Linked DNA regions of Mus musculus: regions 2 and 3 are each linked to region 1. A link is a contact called in ENCODE Hi-C or POLR2A ChIA-PET data. All regions are on one chromosome and are shown on one strand. The core of a region is the stretch at or near the end of the contact, and the rest is flanking DNA. Distances in the headings are between cores, read along the strand shown.

Region 1 (2,698 bases), core at 100-2,599:
TTCCAAAAGATATAGCCCACCTTTTCTAGTGGTGTTAGGATATCTAAGGTAGGAAGAGATCCTTATTGTGCCAGGCTAAGTAAGCTCGAGGGGAGGGGACGATCACAAAGAAAGCTGGAAGAGAGGAGAGGTCATGGTCACAAAGTCAATGAATGGCAAGGACAAATGCTAAATGACGTCATTTTGGTTCAATATTCCAATAACTGAAGTTTTACAGTGTTGTTTGCACCCAGACTCTGGGCTCCTCATGGATTTAGCAATCTACCTAGTGCATGCTGTGTAACTGCAGGATGCTATTTGTGCTCCTTCCTGGATCATGTGATAATATCTGGACTTTTGAGACACAAAAGATACAGGTTCTCAGCAGTCAAGAATTAAACTGAAGTCAATAAAATGCTGAATAGAAAAGGCAGAAGTCTCTGTGAGAGCCACATCTGCCATCAGATCTTTCTAGGGGATATGGGTTTGCAGGATGAAAAATACACAACAGACGTTTGAAGCCGACTTCGGAGAGTAAGTAAATCTGACGACCAGAAGGCTTAAAATATAATAGAAAGAAAGGAGTGTACAGAGCTCACGGGACCCTGAAGGGAAACGAGAGCAGCAAGTCTGTTGTGTCCCTTTTCTCCACAAACATTTCAAAACATGACACTGGCGGCAGCAAAACTGCATCTCGAAGGTACTACTAGAGCGTTGTCTCTTCTTCCAGACGGGAACACATAGACAGGGAATGGCCTCTTACAGCACTGACAACTTTCAGAAGCATCGCGGATCTACCAGAACATCAGGGTCGGGAGTGGTGGTGGAGAGGAATTAGGCTCCTTCCATCACCCTCTGTGGAGAAAAATATGAGCTTTCAAAATCTTCCCGTGGCTTGAACAGAAACTTGAAAGGGACTCTACGGAGCGCACAGTGCTTCGGACCTTACCCACCAGATTATTACGTATATGTATACCAAGGAGGAGCCAAAGAATGGAGGACCACCGCGGGCTTCCCAGAGCCAGGAAGAAAATGCGGGGTGTGTAGTCTCAGCCCAGGGCTTGGGGTGGGCAGGTTGCGTTCGCTGTAGGGTGGAGTAGCTGCGGGGAAAGCAGGCCTCCCCAGGGGGCTGCTTTGCAGCCGGGATTGTTTGGCTCGCGTCAGAGCAATCCCCGGGGAGCCTCTGAGCGAAGGAGGGGGCCAAGAGGATGCCGCGAGGAGCGCGCAGCGAGCTTCTAGGCCGCGTCCCGCGCACGTACGAGTGTGCACCGTAGGGAGGTACAGGGCGTGTGCACGGCACGGGCCGGAGGCGCGCCAGTGCGTGCGCCAGGTTCAGGGCGCCGCTGCGCAGAGGGCCAGCGCCGCCGGGCGAAAACGCTGCGCAAACCCGGGATACGGCGGGGCGCAGAACCGGAGAACGGAGGCGGCTACGCAGAACTGAATCTGCGGCCCTTTGGTGCGCAAGCTAACGCGGAGTCACAGTGCCCAAAAGCGTGAAGGCAAGCGGCCACGGGAGAATTCCGCACGGCTCTCCGCATTGACCGGGAAGGAGCGTCAGCTCCGAGGAAAGGCGCGCGTCCGAGGCGCGTGAAGAACGCGCAGCTCGCACCCCCGCGCGCTCCACGCGCGGTCTGGACGACCACAGCGCGGGCGGGTATTAGGGGAGAAGGAGGAGGCGTGGTCTTTTCGTGACGAACCAATGGGATCGGGAGCACTGCCTGGAGGCGGAGCTCAGGATCAGGGCGCTGATTGGCCATTCCGCCCTCCGGTATGCAGATGCGGTGGGAGTCACGTGCCGGGGGCCGGTACGACTTCCTGTTGGAGGCCCACGCGGGGCGGGGCCGGGGGCGCGAGCGCCGCGTCTGGCTGGAGCGGGGGGAGGGGGGTTCTTGTCAGTTAGAGCAACAAGATGGCCGCGGTGGCAGCTCCGCACCTCAGCGCGACGGCCCCGGGAGCCGCAGCCGCCGTCGCCGTCCGCGTCGCCGTGCAGCCCTGAGAGCCGCCGGGTCACCCCGGCCGCCCCCGTGACAGGCGGTCCTCGCGCCGTCGCGCTCCCGCCGCCGCCGCCGCGGGCCCGCTCGAGCCGGAGCCTGAGGCGGAGGGAGCGGAGCGGCCCCGCGCCCAGCCGCCCATCGCCGTCCCCGCCTCAGACCCGGGCTGCGTCCGAGCCGCGGCCCGCCGAGACTTAGGAGCAGGGCGCGTCGCGGCGTCGCGGGCACTGGACCTGGACCTGCCGGGACGTGCCGCCGCCCACCCGCCGCCCGCGCCCGGACTCGATCCTGCGGCGCCGGCACTGAGCGGGCCCCCGCCGCCGGAGCGCCCCCGAGGGCCCCGGGCGGCCGAGAGCGACCTCTCCACCGCCAGGCCCGCGCCGCCGGAGCCCCGCGGAGCCGCCGCCGGGGACGGAGCCCAGGTGAGAGCGCCACCGCCGCAGCGCCCGGAGGTCTTCGGGCCCTTTGTTCGGCCGAGCCGGAGCGCGGCGGCCCCGAGCTACCCGCGTGCGGCGCCGGCCGGGGTTGACGGGCGGAGGAGAGGCACGGACTGCGAGCTCCTGGCCGGGCGTGCGACATCGGGATGGGGACCCAGGGGTCGGACACTTAGCCGTTCCCCCCAACCCCCGCGCTCGCTCTCTCGTTCTCTTAAAACTAATGCAGTGGTGGATGATACCCGCTCCCCTTGCATGGTCCCCTGCAGACCGTGCGTTCCCAAAGGGTGGCAT
Region 2 (2,698 bases), core at 52-2,551, 190 kb after region 1:
GCTCAAGGCATTTATACCCTCTAAAGACTTCCCAGAATTCCAAACAATAAACGCTCTCCTGAAGTTGGCAAAAATCACACCCTTGCGCAAGGCAAACCCTAATTATTTGCTGGGAAGCCACCTCTTACTCCACACCTGGGATTAAAACAAAAACACATTCATAAAACATAACTGGGCTTTTAGAGAAACTCAAATTCTCACTACAGGGAAGAGTCCTATCTGAACCGGGCCATGAGAGAGGAGAGGAAGAGATGAGAGAGGGAAGAGGACCAAGAGAGAAGTGGAAAGTTTCAGACCAAGGGAGCAAGCTGTAGAAATGGCTGGTCTATACAGGGAAGAGAAGCTCAAACGCTGGACTGGTGAGGTTTAGGATAGGGGCAGGGTGAGAAGAGCTGGGGGGAGCCACAGGAATTGATACTTGATCCATGTTTCTTCGGGACGTGACAAAACCCCTCTTGTTCCAGCTGCCTATGTGGTATGATCTGTTCTTCCTCACAATCTGTGAGGTGGCCTGGAGCTCATTGGAGGCCCACTGGCAGGAAGCCTACTGAGATTTATTGAAAAGGAAACCGAATTATCAGGGCACTCGTTTGCAACGCCAACCTGGGCTGTGTTCGGGGCATGCCCAGCCTGCTGTCTGCAGTGTGAAGCTCTTTAGAAGCCACTGCAACCACAGGCCGCCCGACAGGAACAGAGACACTGAAAACGGGCCCGCAGCAAGGCAGGCTCAGCAGCCAACAGTCACACCCAGGAAGCAGTATTTTTCTTCTGCTCCTGGACTCTCTTGCGGTGTATGGCTGCTTCCCTTTGGTCTGAGCCAGGCCGATGGTCTCAGAAATAGACACCCATTGACTTTCTTTTCCAGCGCTGGGACATACAGACCCCGCCTCCATCCCAGGGTGTCTATAGGAAGGATGGCGGCTGCTGCAGGGAGGAGGGTCTCCTGTCTTCCTAAGGGCGCCCCTCCACCAGCCTGTGGGTGGGTCCGAGGCACTTCCATTCCGATATCTAGCTGGCCAAATCCTGCAAACCTTGAGGCAGGAAGAACCTGCAGAGCACATGGGACTTGCAGCGGACATGCTTTAAAGAGGTGCCCCAGGCCCGTCCACCGCCCTCGGCCACCCTCCGTGTCCTCTGGGGAGCAGCTGCGGAAGATTCGAGTCAGAATAGCAAGAAGGAACCGCAGCAGAAGGTACAACTCCCAGCATGCCCTGCGCCCGCCACGCCCACAAGGCCAGGCGCAGATGGGCGTGGGGCGGGACTTTCCCGGCTCGCCTCGCGCCGTCCACTCCCAGAAGGCAGCGGGCGAGGGCGTGGGGCCGGGGCTCTCCCGGCATGCTCTGCGGCGCGCCTCCGCCCGCGCGATTTGAATCCTGCGTTTGAGTCGTCTTGGCGGAGGTTGTGGTGACGCCATCATGGGAGCTCCGGCGCTGCCCCAGATCTGGCAGCTGTACCTCAAGAACTACCGCATCGCCACCTTCAAGAACTGGCCCTTCCTGGAGGACTGCGCCTGCACCCCAGAGCGAGTGAGTCCCAGCTTCCAGCGACTCCACCCTGGGCCCGACGGTGCCTTAGTTGTGTGACCCGGGATCAGAACCCGCTATCCCCACCCTCGCTTCGTACTGTTAGCCAGGCTGCTTTGCTCTGCTCTGTCCTCCACGAGGCCACCCCCCCCCCCCGCTCTCCCCACCCTCTGCCTGAACCACTGTTAGCCTCCGGGCCTCTTCCCACTGTCCTCAGTTCTCGGCCCGGAACGATCTCTGGGAATCATGGGATAAGGTCAGACTGTTGATCCCGCTCACGAGCTGTCATTTTCAGATGGCGGAGGCTGGCTTCATCCACTGCCCTACCGAGAACGAGCCTGATTTGGCCCAGTGTTTTTTCTGCTTTAAGGAATTGGAAGGCTGGGAACCCGATGACAACCCGATGTAAGTCCCACAGGCTACTCTCGGTGGGTTTCCTGGTGTTCCCCTTCCATTGAGAGCCTTTTGGGTTGAACTGGAGTTGGGACAAACCATTTGTATTTAGTAGAAGAGCATGCTTCTTGCTCAAGTGTTCCAGTTATACAGCTCAGACTAGTCTTGAATTCTCAATTTCTGCCTTGGTTTCCTGAGTGTTGCCAACATGCATGGTTTTGCCTGAGGTTTTTTTGTTGTGTTTTGTTTTTGTTTTAAAACAGGGTTTGTCTGTGCAGCCTTGGCTGTCCTGGAACTCACTCTGTAGACCAGGCTGGCCTCGAACTCAGAAATCCGCCTGCCTCTGCCTCCCAAGTGCTGGGATTAAAGGCGTGCAGCACCACTGCCCAACCAAATTTTTAAATATGTTATTATTACTTAATTTATATTTCTATTTGTGTATGTTTGGATGTGGGTGTCATGGTGGATGTTGGTGTCAAGACAGCTTGGGGGGATAACTTCTCTCTTATTGTGTTGGTCCCTGGAATTGAGCTCAGGTGAGCAGGTTTGGCAGCAAGCATCCTCACCTGGGCCATTTCAGTGGCCCCTGTTTGGTTTCAGACCCCAGGAGTAGGAACTGAGGTGCTTATTCTACATATCAAAGCAGACCTGGACTCCAGGCTCTCCCAGCATCCCTCACTCCCTCCCTGGCATACTTTGCCCCCAACTCTGAACTTCCAGCCCAGGAACTGGGCAGCCCTTCCCCCCAGAGGCTCCACCCTATATAATCCAGGCATTTTGGA
Region 3 (2,698 bases), core at 82-2,581, 160 kb after region 1:
GTGTAGGAAAGAGAGAGAGAGAGAGAGAGAGAGAGAGAGAGAGAGAGAGAGAGAGAGAGAGAGAAAGAGAGAGAGAGAGAGAGAGAGAGAGAAAGGGAGGCTTTGTAGGAAAGTCCTGACAGCCAGTTCTCCTTCATCAAACACTCATGGCGTGTATGAACAGATTTTAGGAGGTAGCCCTGGGCTCACCTACCAGCGGCTTGTCACAGGCTCTGTTAGTGTGGGGAGGGTGCAAATAGACGCAGATAGACTGTTAGAAGGCCCAGTCTCTCTTGTGCCTACTCCTGTCTTCTCCCGAGTGGTGACCCTTCTGGTGGGGCAGGCTTCTGCCTCAGTTTCCTTATTGTCCAGCCCCCCTCATTACTGAGGTGAGTCTGTCTCATTATTCATTATCCATTGAAGTGACTGTGGTAAAGCCATCTTGTCATGACTCCATTCTGTGTCACTTCTCAGCCCTCTACACCCCTCAACAGCCATGGTCTCCTTGGGAACAAATTTGTGTTGTCAACAGAAGGATATCTGGAGGCCTCTTGGCGGCCAAGGTGAAGCCCTGGGTTGACACACGACCCCTTCCGATTAAGCATCAGGTTCCCTTTCTAAATGTTATTGGGGGACAGGGGGAGCTGGAGTCTATGACCTAGTGATCTCATTTGTTTTAATTTTTAAAATTACAATCCTCAGTATGTGTGTACTTGAGACTAGATCTCAGATAGCTCAGGGTTGTCTTGAACTCCTTATTCTCCTGCCCTCTTTCTCTTCCTGAGACAACAGCCACCAGGTACTTTGCAGCATGTGATCACGATGTCTAGAAATCTGCCCTTCAGAGCCCTTTGGCTTTCAGGCTTAGCTCCAGAGCAAAGAGTAGCCAGAACTGTGGGGGCCATAGTTATTAATTACTACAGTAGTCCAGAGGTTGGAACTGGGGGCCTCTGATGTGCTAGGCAAGAGCTTATGCCCCAGTCCTTTGGTCTGGAGCAGAATGGTGAAGTGACATCCAGGTATTTACGAGCCTGGATTCTGGATTGGTGGGATTTGGGTGTCTGGAGGGCTTATGGGAGAGGACCTTCACCAGGGCACTGTGTAAGTAAGAGTAAAGTGGGAGCCGCCTAGGATGTCTCTTCTTGGGGACTCTTTGATCCTTTCTGGATGAACTCAGTAGGACATATTTCCCAGGGGTGAGCTTTTCCTCCCCCTTCCGCACCCTGGCGCCTCCTGCGAGCTCCAAGTTTTGCTGCCAACTTCCACGAGTTTGGAGGGGCTACTTCCCGGCGGTTGGCCCCGCCCTGTCGGCGGCCGGACCCGCCCCCGTGGGCGGGGCGGGGCAATCCGGCTAGTTCCCGGCCATCCGCGGCTCGGTGGCGAAAGCGACATGGAGAGCGGGGCCTATGGCGCGGCCAACGCGGGCGGCTCCTTCGACCTGCGGCGCTTCCTGTCTCAGCCTCAGGTGGTGACGCGCCTCGTGAGCATGGTGAGTCCACCAGCGAGGACCCGGAGCCGGGCGTCCTGGCTACCAGGGCCCGTGGGGCCGCGGGCCGCAGAGCGCGACAGGTGGCGGCGGCTGCGCGTCCTGGGCCTTTCGGAGAGCGCGGGGCCCCGTGCCCCTCCGCGTCTCTGTCCCCTCCAGCCCGTGGGTTTTGTCGCCTGTTCCACTCCGGACCTTGTCTCCCCAACTCCGGGCCGGGCCCCGCCGCACCCTGGACCACTGGTCCAGGCCGCTCTGGTGCGGGACGTCCCCGAAGTTCTCCGGGGAGGCAGGCCTGTCGCCTTGTTGGCATTGGGAGGGACCGGAGAGGGGCACGGCACAGCAGGTGGCCGGCACGCCGCGGCTCCCAGCCTAGGGAATTCACCTGGAAGGGACTTTCTGCAGCCACGTGGGGTGCGAGGAGGGGGATTGGCCTGGCACTCTGAAGGAGAGTTTCCTTCCCTCTCAGAGGCTAGCAACAGGTCTGCTTTCCCACCAAATGCACTCCCTTCCCAGAAGCGGGGCGAGCCCCCTTGTACCAGGCGTGCGGGGGCAGCTTTCCATACCTTGGGATGAAAACACTGAAAACTGAGACTTTAGCTGCCAGATTGAGGGTGGCCCCACTGCGCCCAGGGGGTCTGGGCCTGGAGCCTTGGAGGTGCCCTGGCTCCCCGGAATCTCCCAGCCTAGCGGTGGAATCTAGTGACTCCGTCCTGGGTTGTACCCTGTCAGTCAGGATGGCAGTGCCAGGAGCCCTGACCCATACTCCGCGCCCAGTCCTGGAGTTCCGGCTTCATCCACAGCTGGGGGCGGGGCTTGTGACTGCCAGTTCCACAATCCTATTGAGAGCGTCCCCGCAGGATCGCTCTGGTCCTGCAAGTCTGGAGGCAGCCAGGTGCCCACAGACTCAGTTGCATCTGCCGCCTTGACGTGGGCTTGGCGGTGGCCTTAGGGTGTGGGGAGGAAGCGAAATGACTAGGACGATTCCAAAGGAGCTGCTTTCCAAACTTTGGCCAGTCTCTGCTGGTGACTTTCCCACCTCTGTCCTGGCTCCTGCGGGATCTGAGTCTGGCTGTGGATCTGACCACCCCAAGAACCTTGCTCTGAGGGGAACCGTTGTGGGGGTGGAGACTAGTAGTTCTCTGGAGGGGAGGGGCCGACGTGCCAAAGAAGCCGGAAGTCCTTGTAGGGAGAAGGCTGGCTGACTGGGGAGTCTCTTGCTTTAGGGGGAGTCTT

Evidence for each region. Hi-C counts contacts between places; a loop is a spot of excess contacts on that map. ChIA-PET counts read pairs that join two places held with the same protein, here RNA polymerase II (POLR2A).
Region 2: POLR2A ChIA-PET joins it to region 1 with 20 read pairs in embryonic stem cell. The contact joins the promoter of Birc5 here to the promoter of Tnrc6c in region 1. POLR2A ChIA-PET finds 5 or more read pairs at or near these places in 3 of 5 experiments (Patski and embryonic stem cell).
Region 3: a map of heart shows a loop between it and region 1 (2.5-fold over the local background). The contact joins the promoter of Syngr2 here to the promoter of Tnrc6c in region 1. A Hi-C loop is called at or near these places in 1 of 37 maps with a recorded cell type or tissue (heart). POLR2A ChIA-PET finds 5 or more read pairs at or near these places in 3 of 5 experiments (Patski and embryonic stem cell).

The regions. Positions count from the first base shown.
Region 1 is chr11:117,652,940-117,655,637 of GRCm38, forward strand. It overlaps Tnrc6c (trinucleotide repeat containing 6C), which reads left to right and starts at 1,350. Exons shown (of 22, transcript NM_198022.2): 1 at 1,350-1,747.
Region 2 is chr11:117,847,936-117,850,633 of GRCm38, forward strand. It overlaps Birc5 (baculoviral IAP repeat-containing 5), which reads left to right and starts at 1,302. Exons shown (of 4, transcript NM_009689.2): 1 at 1,302-1,526; 2 at 1,819-1,928. The coding sequence starts at 1,416.
Region 3 is chr11:117,808,336-117,811,033 of GRCm38, forward strand. Syngr2 (synaptogyrin 2) reads left to right here and starts at 1,332. Exons shown (of 4, transcript NM_009304.2): 1 at 1,332-1,468. The coding sequence starts at 1,370.